3 separate regions of the Homo sapiens genome follow, and all the other regions are linked to region 1. Evidence: chromatin contacts called from ENCODE Hi-C data. All regions are on one chromosome and are shown on one strand. The core of a region is the stretch at or near the end of the contact, and the rest is flanking DNA. Distances in the headings are between cores, read along the strand shown. Region 1 holds the start of ADSS2 (adenylosuccinate synthase 2). Region 2 has its middle 9.0 kb from the start of MIR3916. Region 3 overlaps OPN3 (opsin 3).

Region 1 (4,718 bases), core at 539-3,038:
CAGCAAGAAAGCTCGGTATTCGGATACGTCTTCCCCACAGCATGACCAGATCTGAATGTAAGACAAAAGGTAGGTAAAGGCTGGATTTCTGGAGTATTTCCTAAGAAAGTGCGGGGCAGGAATTTAATGGCAACACCCTGAAGATTGCTAAGGTACAAAGTGTGTTGCCAGAGGGGTGGAGAAATAATAGGCTGGAAGGGAAGGAGGGAGAGGTGGTAGTGACAGTTTCCTAAGAGGCAATTAGTGCAACAGCTATTTCAGAATGGGCAGGGTGGATTTCTAAATGAAAACAAAACAAAACGAAACAAGGTAAATCAGAGAATATTTGCAGTATTTGCATTTAGCTTTTTAACATACCTGTGATTTCATTGTTTCTGCATGCTCAAAATGGTATTCAAGGGGGCCTATAACTTACTAGAACATATACAGCATGGCACCATCATATCATGCCATGCATGTTCAAAAACAAATATTCTTGCAACCTAAACAGATAGCAGTTAACTTCAAATATTACATTATGCTTTGTTTTGAAAGTGGTTATTGCTCATCTGCTTAGAATTTTGAAACTGGAGAGAGTTATCTGAGAGCCTTTACAAAGGCCTTACCCTGTATGCTGCGTCAAAGGAAACGACAAATAGGAAGAAAGGTTACACTGAAAACCACGTGTCTCCCGTTAGAAGTACATTACCACCTCGTTTTCCGAAAGTTCACTTTCGATGTCACCTTAACAATGCAAATATTTATTTCCAAATACTCAATTTGACATCCATGTATTTACTTCCCTCACTTTTTTTGAACAGAGAAGGGATTCCTTCCTCTGGGACCAACTAGTAAAAGTAATTTCTCCTTAACTTTCATGTATGGAGCACACTGTAAAAACAAAAACAAAAACAAGAAACTCAGGGCCCTAAAACAACAGTCCAAAGCCCAGAGGTGGGTGGGTTTGGATGTCAACAAAGTGGACCAGAGGAAGCAAAGCACTGCATGCCACGGTCCTGCAGATGGGGGATCGGTGAGTCTGATTTCAGGACGTTTCGAAACAATCCACTCCCACTCCGCCGCCCTGGGCGGGGCGGGGGGGCGGTGATGGGGGGTTCTGCCGTCGCGCCGGGTCTCCGCCCGCAGTCGGAAGAGTTGGGAGCAGGCCTCGGGCGGTAGCTCCTCAAACTCGGACCGCATCCCACCTCCACCCCGGCCTCAGTCCCGGCGCTGAGCACCACTCGCCAGACGCAAAACTGCAACTGCCAGGCATCGCGCATCTCTCAAAGGCTCCCCGCCAGCCCACCTCTTCCTCCAGGGCCACCCCAAGTTTCACCCGACGCTCCAGGTCAGGGGTCCCCGACCTCCCGCCATTTCTCCACGTAGCCGCAGCTCAGGACAGGAGGAGAGAGCCTCAAGGTGACACCTCATTTTGGCCAGTGGATCCGGGTTCTGGGTCCGAGTTCCCGGGCACCAGGAGCCAGGCAGCCCGAGCTCCCGGGCCCGGCTTCCCATGAGAGGCCCCGTCGCCTCACCTGGCAGCGGCACACGATGTCGGCGTCCTGCGCCAGCAGGTCCACCACCTTCCCTTTGCCTTCGTCGCCCCACTGCGCACCGAGCACCACCGTCACCCGGTTTCCTCCGGGCCGCGCCCTGGGGCGGCCGCAATCGCCGTTGGGCAGGGAGGATGCCGCCGGGTAGGTCTCGGCGAACGCCATGGCTCCAGTGACGCGAGGAGAGCCCGAAGGAGAGGCGGCCGGCGAGGAGTGAGCGAACTGAACTGCTCTGCGGCCGCCAGCCACATGCAGAGGAAGAAGGAGCCAGAGGCCGGCCCCGCCCCCGCCCCGCCGGGCCGCCACCCTCCAGCCAGTCCCCGCCCCGCTCTCCGCCACAGCCCGCTCAAGGGGGTACCATGACTGCCCCGCGCAGGCCGGCCTCGGCAGCACCGCCCGCAGGAAGAGGCCCTGGTGGCGGCAACGGCCGCCACCCCGGACCGAGGCCACGCCCCTTCCGCGGCCTGGCGCGCCACTCCCGTGCAAACCTCGCGAGCGGAAAAGGTCAGGGGCGGGGCTTCGAGAGCGCTTCTCCTTCAGCACCCCGCCTACCCGCTCTACCTCTCGCTTTCAAACTGGAGAGGCGCGGAAGCGCGTGTGGAGCGTCGGACTACAAATCCCAGCATGCAACGCTCTGGGCTGCGGCGGTGTATTCTGGGGCCACTGTGTCTGCCATCTGCAGGTTTGTCTGGATTTGTCTTTATTAAGGAATGAATGTGTACAAAATACAAACTGTGGAATTTCGCAGTACAAACAGCATAAAATCGGAACGTGTAAGTGTAGAATTGGAAATTAAAAGTCCGGAAGTAACAGAGATGGGGACAGGGATCAAAAAAGACAAAATTCAAAAGTAAGGCAATAAGATAAAGGACATGAGACCTGAAATCAATAGATCAAATAAAGTCCTAATCCTCATTTTACATAGTAGTAACAAAGGCTCAGAGAGGAGGAGTGGATTACCTATGTCGCATATAGTACATATATGCAGATACCGTCATGCACTTCTTTATTTTTTAATCCCCACAACCATATAAGGTAGGTGATCCTCTATTATCCTTATTTTACAGGATTTAAAAGCTGGGTAACTTGCCCTAGTGAGGCTTGAATTGGTACTTCGATAATCTAAGTCCAGAGCCCATGTCCTTCCTGTAGATTCCACTGTCTCTCAGTTACATTTGTAACTAGATTCTGGTGTATACCTACTGTTCATCTAATGCCCTTTCGACACCAACACAAATTAACTATGATGTTTAATTCTGATAAAAGGTGCTTCGAAAAAAAGTGGGAATGGAATCACATTATATGTACCGTCTCCCAAATCGCCTGTACATACTGTATGTTCACTAATGGTCCCTAGAGTACACTTTAGTATTTTATTTCTAGTCAATGAGTTAAGTCAGGAACATTGAGAACCTGCTATTAACTAACTAAGTGTCCTGGGCACTGATAACATAGGAGAAATAAAGATACAATTCAGCCCTCAAGGATTCAAATTATTTGGTCTATTGATTAGTAAACAATTATAATACTATGTGATAATTGTTGTCTATCTTGGCCTTATTACAAGATCACAAACATTTTGGAAACAAGAATGCCATCTATTTCTTTCTAGTCAAATGCCCGAGGTAGTGTTGGGCAGATAGTAGATACTGAATAAGCACACCTTACTAGTCATTTCCATTCAATTTTTTAAAATCATTTATGGGAGACTGATTTGAGTAATAATAAAACTCTGGTTTCCTGCACAGCCAGCTCTACATGAATTACTCTTTCTCTATTGCCATTTGCCTGTCTTGATGAATTGGCTCTGTCTAGGCAGTGGACAAGGTGAACCCCTTGGGCGGTTACAAATTTGGGGGCTTGTCTGGCATTGCCTTTGTGGCTACCTACTCGTGGTTCAGTGGCCCCCCTCCAGCAATGGATCCAGAAGCCTGCCCAAGCGGCCACCCAGTTCTCTTGGACTGGGGGCTGACTCTGGTACTCTCTCTACTGGTGGGGTGCTGCCAACCCAGTGTGCATGGATTTAATTGCAATGGAGAAATAGCCCCGGGGAGACGTCCCTTAACTGTAACCCTATCACAGGGTGTCTGTCTGTAGCCCCATTGCAGGGCAGGGTGTCTGGATTGGTGAGTATCCTAGGTGCTGCCAACGCCTCCTTTCTCCCAACTGGTTCTGTAGCCCTATGGTGAGGTGTCTGTAGCCCCATTGCAGGGTGTCTGTTCGGCTCCTGGGGGGGTCTCATTTGGCTCTTTCTAACTAGTAGGAAGAGTCCAGGTTTGGGAGACTTCTCCTGAATCAGGAAGATTTCAAGGAGGTTTCTCAGAAGGAGAATAGGAGGATAGTTTGGAAGGGATACTCCCGGAGTTCTTGGTTAGGGATCTGATTGGGAACGCCTTCTGTCCTCTCGTCTTTGTGTGCGTTTGTATATGTGGAAGGGATCTCAGAAGAGGTTGCTGATGGAAGTCCAGCAGACCTAACTCAAAACCCTCCTTATTTGTCTGGTCACATTTGATGAGCCCTACAGAAGGCTCAACAGGCCTGTCTCGGGGTGACTATCTGCTCTTCGTCTTGCCCAGAGACCCCATTGTGAATTACCGTTCGGAGGTCATCCCTCCCCACCTGGAGTGGATCAAAGACAACAGGGACCAAAGAGAAAAAGTTTTTGAGCTTTGCCAGGCTGATATTGGGAGCTGAACGAGGTGGCTAATGTGTGTTTTGTTATGTGTGTTTTGCTGGGATGGAAAATGTTAATTCGGTTCCCCATGCAGCCCGCTGGGCAGCATCTTGCAAATTAAGAATCTCGTCTATGTTTCCATAAAACAGTAAAGGGTGATTTTCTCTTGTAAAGTGGCTTGAACCCCACAGCTATAGCACAAGCAAGCAGGGTCATCAAAAGCCACTCCATTCTTCTGGAAACTGCAGAGAAAGGGAACCCGGAAATCTGGTATGCCGGCACAGAGGGTATGAAATTCTTACCGGACCGGTTTGTGGTCTCTCTCTCTCTTTCTCAGTAAATAGTAAACTGTTTACCTCCTCTGCAAGGGTTTGATAAATGGAAAAAAGGATTTGTGAGACTAGTCTTAGGCTGTAGCAAATCTGGTGTAGTTTTGTGCTAAGAATTTGTCTTTCTGTGTTCTGTAGTGGATAGATGGGTGTCACAGGATAGAACGTGGGTTTAGGACCCCT
Region 2 (4,294 bases), core at 247-2,746, 2.8 Mb after region 1:
TAAACATTTTCTTACCTTTGAAACTCTACTGTTAAAATGCAATTGACAGTTAATAAAAAACTAAGGTTGAATTAAGTGAAAAAAATGTTTCAAGGTGTAAAACCCAGGAAGTGGCAATGCTGATTGGAACACAGACAAATCTGACTCAAGTGCCAAGTCAGGCCGTCCTATCACTTGGGACCTTCCTCTGTTTCCATACTGCTCACTGACCACCTTCCCGCCTTGCCCAGGAGCCACCACACTGTGCCCCACTGGGTGCCCCAAGTGGCTTGACTTTGCAGATTCTCGCGCCCCCTCACTGCAGTGGGTCTTCCTTGTCCTTTGGAACAGTTTTTCCCCCTTCACAAGTCTGAGAGAATCCAGATGTCAGAAATCATTTCTGTTTTTTCTTCTCAATATCAGCATCCAACTGGCTGACCAGCAATGTGTCCCCAAGGAACAGACGCTGGAGTTGGGTGAAGACAATCTGCATGTCCTAAGGGGTTAGCTTTGTAAATGAAGGGTAGGACCAGCTTCCTCTCAGCCCCAGGGCATCCATCTGCTCCCTTAAGAGGCTCCACCTCCATCACTGAGGCTGTCCTCTGGGAGGAAAGGAACAACGTGCTAATGTTCACTAAACATGCCTTGAGATGGGTCACCCCCAGACAATTATGAAACCCAGGCACAGAAAAAGACTGGAGGGTGGCTGAGGACACATGACCTTGTAAAATTTCCAAAGCAGAACCTCAAACCAAAGACATTCCGATAAGGTGTCTGTGCCTGGGGAAGATAAAAGAAGAGACACAAAGATTTTTTTTAAAGCAGTGTGTCAGGTGATTCTTCTCTGCTCACATAAAATGTTTACAAACAGAAAACAGATGTCTAAAAAAAGTGCCATCCAATGCTCTGTGAAAAAATGATGAAAACACTGTGTGTGAAATGTACAATAAAGGACACACAGGCTGGGGGGACAGGATGGTGGATGTGAGACCGTGCTTGCCACACATTTGGAAACGCAGTGGAAAACCAGTCCCCCTCTGGAGTGTTTAAAATAATTAACTAGCAATCAATTAGACTGAAGTAGCACTAGGACCATCGGTTCCTAAGGAAAAAAATCTAACTGAAATACATGTCTTGTAAATTACTACCTTAGGAAGAAACGATTTTCAGCCTGAACCAACCACAAACCTCCAATTAACCTCTCATTAAATAACCAGGAAATTTCCACCTGGACAGTCCACATAAGGCGACTCCACAACTGTAACTGTAACCAAGTTCTGAATTTGGTTCGCTTCCTTATGCCCCTTACAAAAGCCTTTGCTCCAAGCACCCACAAACCATGACTGGGCGCTCTGCATTGATGAACAGCTCTTTGCTCAAATAATCTCTTTAACGTTTAAACCTTGATTCCCTTTTCATTTTTACCAGGAGAAAGGAGGGCCTGGGACCCCACAGCCCACAGCTCCTCCCACGCAGTGGCTCCTCCTGGGTCGGGGCTCTCCCCCAGGCCCCTGCCGTCGCCACCGCACAGCTGCCAGCGAGGGGACGCGCCGGGCGGAAGTCGAGCGCAGAAGCGGACCGGACGCCGGGTGAGGCTGGCGGCCCAGCCCACATCCTGAGGCCAGGGGAAGCTGAGGGCCGGGCGGGTCCAGCGGGGTCTCGGGTCTGCAGACTCCGGAGGCAGCTGTGGGGAGGCCTGGGGCCGCCACAGCCAGTTCCAGCCCGTTTCCATCAGCCCCCTGCCCACCTCGGGACCCCGCCCACATACTCACCATTTCCCAGCTTCCCGGGTGTCCAGGCTGCTTAGCTATGGATCTCCTGATACCTGCAGGTCAGAGGGCAAGAGGCTGTGGCGGCCACCTGAGCTTCCCCGAGCAAAGCACGCCGAGCACAGAAGACGACCCAGCTGAGGCTGGCAGGAGAGACGAAGGCCCCGCCAGATCCCGGAAGCCGCGCCCTTCTGTCCGGCTGCACGCCCGATTGGACGGTTCCTACGTCAGCGCCCCTGATTGGATAGGGCTCCAGGCCCCGCCCCCTCAGTCCCTGAGTGACGGAGGATGTGATCGGACGCTGGGCTGAGGGCGACAAAGTGACAGGTTCTTGGCTGCAGCCTTTTCATGCAGGGCTTCCTGCTTGCGCTGGGCCTGGCCCAGCCCAGGGGGCATTTTCATTTAACCTTTTGTATAAGGTTATATCCATTTATAAATAATATATATATGTTATTCACAAATGAAAACAATATAATGGCAATGATTTTAACATTTCAGATTTTATGACCTTTCTGGCCTCTGGTAGTTTGATCAGGCAGCCTGAAATTTCAAAAAGGGAGGCAATCCTTTAAGAAATAAAATGTAAGCCACGTGTGAATTTTAAATTTCCTAGTAGCCACCTTTTAAACATTAAAAGTAACAGGTGAAACTGATTGTAATAATTTATTTAACCCAATATATTCAAAATATTATCATTTCAATGTATGATCAATATCTCAATATTCATCAATATATTAATGAACTATATAATTTTCGGTAGTCAATCTGTGAAACTCACTCTGTATTTCACCTTCCCAGCACGTCTCTGTTCAGCCACATTCCAGGCCCTCAGTACTCACACATGGCCAGTGGCTGTCACACTGCCGTGCAGCTCTGAGGGAGGTGAACGGTCTGAACCCTCATTTCCTTCCAGCAGTGAAAGATCGGTCCTCCTTATCAACGTCTCTCCCCAGGCCAAAGGCTGAAGGGACAGGGCCCTAGAGAGAGCAAGGGCTGCAAAAAGAGAGTGTCCACAGGTAGACCATTGCTGCCCCGCCTGCTGTCCATCTTCCTCCCAAAAATCAGACAGTCAAAAAAAGAACAATGGAGCCCCCAGGAGGACCTAATCCCCAGTCTTCAGGTCTTCCACAGCTTTGACTTCCAAAGTTTAGATATACAGAAAATAGATTAAACAAACTTCTGATATTGGTATTTGGCCTTGGCGCTAATAAACAGGCTATTGGTTGTCTTTTTCCTCCTATGGTGTGGGAGACTGGGTGAGTTTATGCACCAATCACGTGTACACATCTACATGTATCTCTACATAACTCACCACCGTCTAACAAGAGATCCAAATTTAAATAAAGGGAAAAGAAAATCAATACCTATAGGGTGCCTACTGTTTGCAGGTAACTAGTAATCAGTCTCTCATTGAATTCTGACATCCTGTCTGTAATGGGTGTGTGTGTTAGTTAGTTAGTGATGCATAACAAACCACCGAAACTTACTAGCTCATGATTCGGCTGGTCAGCAATTTAAGCTAAACTCAGCTGGGCAATTCTTTTGGTCTCAGCTGGGATCCTTCAGACATGTGTGGGCAGATGCTGATTGCAGCTGTTTCTAGGGGTGAGTTGCCTGTCAACTGGGGCACCTTCGTTCTTCTCCGTGTGGTATCTCGTTCCCCAGCAAGTTAATGTGTGCTTATTATCATAGAGATAACAGGATTCTGAAAGAAAAACAAAAGCACTCAAGTTTTGAACCTAGGTCCCAGACTAGCACACTGTTATATGTTCAGTTTTCTGTTGACCAGAGCAAATAAGACTCTAAACATTTTGAAATACAGATTTTGCCTCTTGAAGGGAGCAGCTATAAAAGCACTTTGCAAAGGACATGTATACAGGGAGGAATGAAGAATATTTGCAATCAGTATCATTATGCCTTTTCTTGCAGATGAGGTTTATATAAGTGTTCCTAGTCAAGAAACTTCCAAAACCCCACAGCTACTAAGCAGCTGGATTGGGATACAGAATCAACTGTAACTCCAAAGCCTGTGTACCTCCATAGACCATACTACTCATGCAACTGCCCTGGGTCTTCAAGGTTCTGGAGAGTTATACTTCTGCTGTTGAAGCAGAATTCTTTTGATATTTGTGCCCATATGGTACTGTTTATCATTGGCATAACATCCCTCAAGAAACTGCAGAAGCATGTTGGAAGGATATGGAATATTTAGGAAAATAGCTGAGGAATGAGTTTAGGAAATCAAAGCCAAACAACACATTATTTATTTTTCATCATAGGAGACTTTGAAAACATAAAATGTATTCCATATATCTGCAAATTCTTTTCATCATTTTTGGGTATTTTTAGGCTGCTTATGATTTTAACACAGACTAAAACTGCTGTGCCTGAAATAGCCTCTTATTCTGAAAGCAAGTGACATAAAGATAGGTCTGCTGATAAGACATTTTCTCCTGCTGCAATTTAGCAAAATATCTGAGTATGTCTTAAAGTTTTCCTTAGATTTTTAACAGGGCCAATTTATAGGCAGTAGCTCAGAAGTGTAG
Region 3 (4,310 bases), core at 649-3,148, 2.8 Mb before region 1:
ATTTAGATGGAACCTCTTATATCTAAATGTGTACTATTTTTAAGTAGCTTTATTGACTCATATAGGCTTACCCTAAAACTAATGATCTGTACTAATAATACAAGAAGCCAGGACTATGATTGCGATATATTTTACCAGAGATGGGTCCTAGTGGTCCTCTGTTCCTCAGGTTGGAACCTAGAACAGTGTGAAGGCAAGAGGATGACATGGAAGAAAAGAGCCACTGGAAACTGCTAGCTGGTCTTTCAATTAGCAAATCGTTGCGGGGGGGTACCTGTGAAATGTAAGCAATTCCAGGGAATGCAGAGGTACCATACACATAGTCTTTGTTTGAAAGGAGATTACAATCTCCTGACAAACTATTTCCAGTGCAATTCTCATCTTTTGCTTTTTACTTTTCTATCTGGTTGGTACTTATGTTTCAACAGCAGGGGTCATTACCAATGTTATGTATTTATAAAATGAGAACAGAACAATGTACAGCTCATTTCTCCATAATACTTCACTTAAATCATTTTAGGAAATTAACTGTATTATTAATTGCCTAAAAACAAGACTCCAAGCACCTCCTCAGCCATACATTCCCCCAAATTTTTCCTTTAAAGCTGGTAAAATACTGCAATGGTTACACAAGCTTTAACTGTAAACTTAACTTACAAATATAGTAAAATTAACTTATAGTAATGATAAAAAATAAAGTTTCCCCATACTGGGTAATATTTACTTTTATGTCAGAGATGAATACGGAACAAGTAAGAGTCTCAAATGAGCAGCAATAGAGAACTCAAGGGCTTTAATTATATGATGTATAATAAAAAGAAATGGCATAAAACACACTGTACTAGTATCCTCAAGGATTAAACTATAAAATGCCTAAATATGTATCTCATTCTGACTGAATTATAATCAGGTATTCATCTTCCTGCTACACTTTGTCAACCCTGCACCTCTGAATCCAGTCATTCCTCTGATGTGTATGCCTTAATATTAAATAGTTGTCCAGAGTGTATTAGAATTAAATATATATTTAGCAACAAGCAAATGCCAAGAATCATAGGACATCAGCAGGGACCAATGAAGGTATTATATATAAAGATTTTAAGCTCGACATATCAGAATAAAGAGATCGTTTTTCTGATTTCAGGAGTGAACTTAACTCCCTTCTCTTTCAATCGGAGTTGGCCCATTTTATTATAATTATAAAAACTGTAATTTATAGGATTATTTCGCTATTTGTTGAAAAGCCAATCTAAAGTTCCAGAAGCCACCACTTTTTAAATAGTGCTTTATGTGTTACATATTCTTACATGTAATAAATCACTCTTGAGATGCAAGCAAAGCGAAACAGTAGCATTTCATTTCTCATTAATGGGTCTCAATACAAAGTAGGAGAGTCCAGGCAAGTCACTTAACTCCTCCAGGTTTTATCTACAAAGAAACTGGTATAAATACCTGCCCTTTCTTACCTTACACAGTTGTCCTGAGGATCACATAAGAAAATGTAGTTGTCAAGAGAAAAGTATTCCTACAAGTGCTGGAGCAGAACTGTTGTCATATATTTTTGTTATAGCCAAATTCTTTCAGGTGAATCACTCAGCTTTTGTACTGTTCGTGCCTTACAGAAAGCTGGAAGTACTGTGCCCCCTGCTGTTGAAATGTGAATACATTTGGTTGCTGGTTAAAAGGAAATGAACTACACTACAAATACCTCTTTATAATGAAGGTAAAAATACTAAAATAAAAATCTGAAAATTTTCAGAGGAAGCAGCCACCTTTACGCAACAGGAGCATGACTTTCACTTGATCCATCAAGATGAAGGCAAATAAAATTAATCTTAATCAGAATTTCTTGGTATTGAAACTTTATGATCGAATTTCTTTATACTTCCTCTCCCTAAGCCCTTGATGTCCTGGGCTTCTAGACCCAATCCCCTAGAGCTCCTCTTGGCTCCTTCCCCAGGCAAAAGAAAAAGTTTCTGATTAATGTGAAAAACTTAACTCACTGAATGTCATCCGAAATAGACTTCGGAGAGTGTTAAACGATTCGGCTTTTAACCTTTAAGCCACCTGTTTTCAACTGTGTAGTGAGTTTTGGCACCTTTTAAAAGGGATGCCGTGCACAAGGCAGAGACTTCTGTTTTGTTTTTTCTTTTGCCAGGAAACAGGAAGTGCTAGTTACAGTGGGGAGTGAGACGGGTAAAAAATGTTTTAAATGCTCATTAAGGTAAAAGGTACCTTACCTTAAGGAAAACATTCCAACAGAATGTTTGTCAGGTACAGAGCACTTATTTTTGTATCTCTAATTTCCCAGAATAATGCCAATTCATAACCCACAGTAGGTGTTCAATGGATGCTTATTAAATTAAATCACCTTGATTTGGATCTCTCACGCTGACTGGAAGAAAGGGTCTGTCGCATCCTCAGTCCCCCAAGATCTGGCCTTCGCACAGGTCTCTCTGCAAACCAGGTTCGGTCACATCTATGAATCCAACTTTCATCTCCACGGTTTTTAAGATTCCCAAGTGACATGTTTGCATTTAGGGGCATACTTTAATTAGTATATGACGTCTTCATGCTGATGTCCTAGAATGTATTACTAATATTTCTATTACTATTCCTTAATGGTGATCAACTAAGAAAAAATAAATTATGAAGTCCATCTTGACCAAGAATTCCTCCCCACCAAGATTTGTAAAACTTTCTGCCACACATATCTGAAGATGATCTTTTTTGACTTTAACACCTAGAAATGTATATTTTAATTTAAAATAGAATTTTAGAAACTTCTAAGAAATCAGTAATTTTCTCACCAGTTCAGTAAACCACTTTACCAATTAATCTTTTATTTTTTATTGCATACATCAATATTTAACAGAAGAAAAATAAAGAACCCCTAATGTTAAACTGAATTACATGTTATCTTCTGATTCTTTTCAATGTAGACCTAAATTTTCACATGTATCAGTAAACACAATTTATGTTCTTATTAACATTTTTGAATCTCACTTTTTTGCATACAATTTGACATATATCAATATTATTGAATGGCTATATAACATTCTGTGATAGCACTAGCAATACACCAAAATTTACTTAACCATTTCCAATCGTTGGGCTTTTTTCCCCCTTAAAGTTATCTGAGTGGAACTGCTAGAAAACTTTGTACAAATAGCTTTTCTTTCTTTTAAATATTTTCCTGGGCATATGCCACTCAAAGTGAGTATGTCAAAAGATCAGTTATAAAGCCCTTTTTATAGTCTTCTACACAGTTCTCTTAAAAGGCTACTAATACACAATGCTGCTGCTATAAGGACACATGCAATTAAAACAGTTTTGCTAATACAATAGCATGAACTAAGTCAAAGTTGCATTTTTAATATTAGGAAATTTGAATACCATTCAAATTGATTTTTTATATCATTTATACACGATCGCTTTATAAATTTGCCTAAGAGTACAAACCCTTATGGATATGCATATAGTTTTACAAAAACTGAGTGCATCCATGTGTAATGCAAATAGCTTCTTTTAAATTCCATCTTGTTTTGTCTTTTTCCTATTTACTACACATTTAAAACTTTTTCTCTTAGTTGATCTACCTTGCCAATTGCCATGAAGTTCCTTTATACCACTATTGGTGTGAGACTTGTAGTATTTTTCTTTTTATACTTAACATTTTAATTCATTTGGAATATCACATGTAAAGTGGATCTAATCTTTCCACACTGACATCTAGCTAGTCTTTCCACCAGCAGTTATTAATATTTCTTTCTTTCCATTGGCTTATTAATTTCAGTTAAACTTTCTACTTGGCACCACAGAATATTCAGAAAGGTTGCTTAATAGCATGTTTTAAGGATTTGGAGAGCAAGGCTCCCATTTTTTCCCCCTAAATTAAAAAAACTTACATCTTTGCTTGCTTTCCTAAATAATTTATTACAATTATGCCATATTCCACACAGCAACCAGTTGGAATGTTAAATGGAACTGTAGTAAATTTCATACTAATGTCACATATTGGCATTTCTTTGGATGTAGCTTTATATTTTAAAACACATTATCTAACTTAATCCCCACAATAATTCTGTGAAGTATTTCTCTTCTGTAGATGGTGAAATAGATACTAGGAGTGACTTTCCCAAGAGTATACAACTGGTAAGTAGTGAAATGAGAACTGTAATTCTGGTTTTCAAAAAAACTCCCCATCTCCCCATGTACTACTTTTCCACTACACTGGCATGGCTCCCATGGGAGTTTGTTCATGTTTAAAAATATAGCTCTTTAAACTTGCTTCTATTTAGGCATCTTTC

Evidence for each region. Hi-C counts contacts between places; a loop is a spot of excess contacts on that map. Pooled maps may share reads with other maps.
Region 2: a map of B cell shows a loop between it and region 1 (16-fold over the local background). The contact joins the enhancer-like site here to the promoter of ADSS2 in region 1. A Hi-C loop is called at or near these places in 2 of 168 maps with a recorded cell type or tissue (B cell and naive thymus-derived CD4-positive, alpha-beta T cell), 2 of 37 single-sample maps with no recorded cell type and 12 of 50 pooled maps.
Region 3: a map of CD4-positive, alpha-beta T cell shows a loop between it and region 1 (4-fold over the local background). The contact joins the enhancer-like site here to the promoter of ADSS2 in region 1. A Hi-C loop is called at or near these places in 2 of 168 maps with a recorded cell type or tissue (CD4-positive, alpha-beta T cell and naive thymus-derived CD4-positive, alpha-beta T cell), 3 of 37 single-sample maps with no recorded cell type and 3 of 50 pooled maps.

What each region holds. Positions count from the first base shown.
Region 1 is chr1:244,450,121-244,454,838 of GRCh38, forward strand. It overlaps ADSS2 (adenylosuccinate synthase 2), which reads right to left and starts at 1,789. Exons shown (of 13, transcript NM_001126.5): 1 at 1,515-1,789. The coding sequence starts at 1,697. It also overlaps a transcript of CATSPERE not described here. RefSeq lists silencers at 969-1,248, 1,689-2,178.
Region 2 is chr1:247,208,940-247,213,233 of GRCh38, forward strand. No RefSeq gene overlaps it. Among named protein-coding and RNA genes, the nearest start is that of MIR3916, 9.0 kb to the left of the region's middle. RefSeq lists silencers at 1,510-1,719, 1,860-2,119 and an enhancer at 1,526-2,025. Within about 2 kb of position 1,497, at least 35 of the 41 ENCODE cell types and tissues checked have a DNase peak (open chromatin) inside an H3K27ac peak, as active enhancers do; they include B cell, where a contact is called at or near this core.
Region 3 is chr1:241,626,038-241,630,347 of GRCh38, forward strand. All of the region lies in intron 1 of OPN3 (opsin 3), which reads right to left. CHML (CHM like Rab escort protein) reads right to left here. Exons shown (of 2, transcript NM_001381853.1): 2 at 2,814-4,310. Among named protein-coding and RNA genes, the nearest start is that of CHML, 12 kb to the right of the region's middle. Within about 2 kb of position 1,899, at least 7 of the 41 ENCODE cell types and tissues checked have a DNase peak (open chromatin) inside an H3K27ac peak, as active enhancers do; they include CD4-positive, alpha-beta T cell, where a contact is called at or near this core.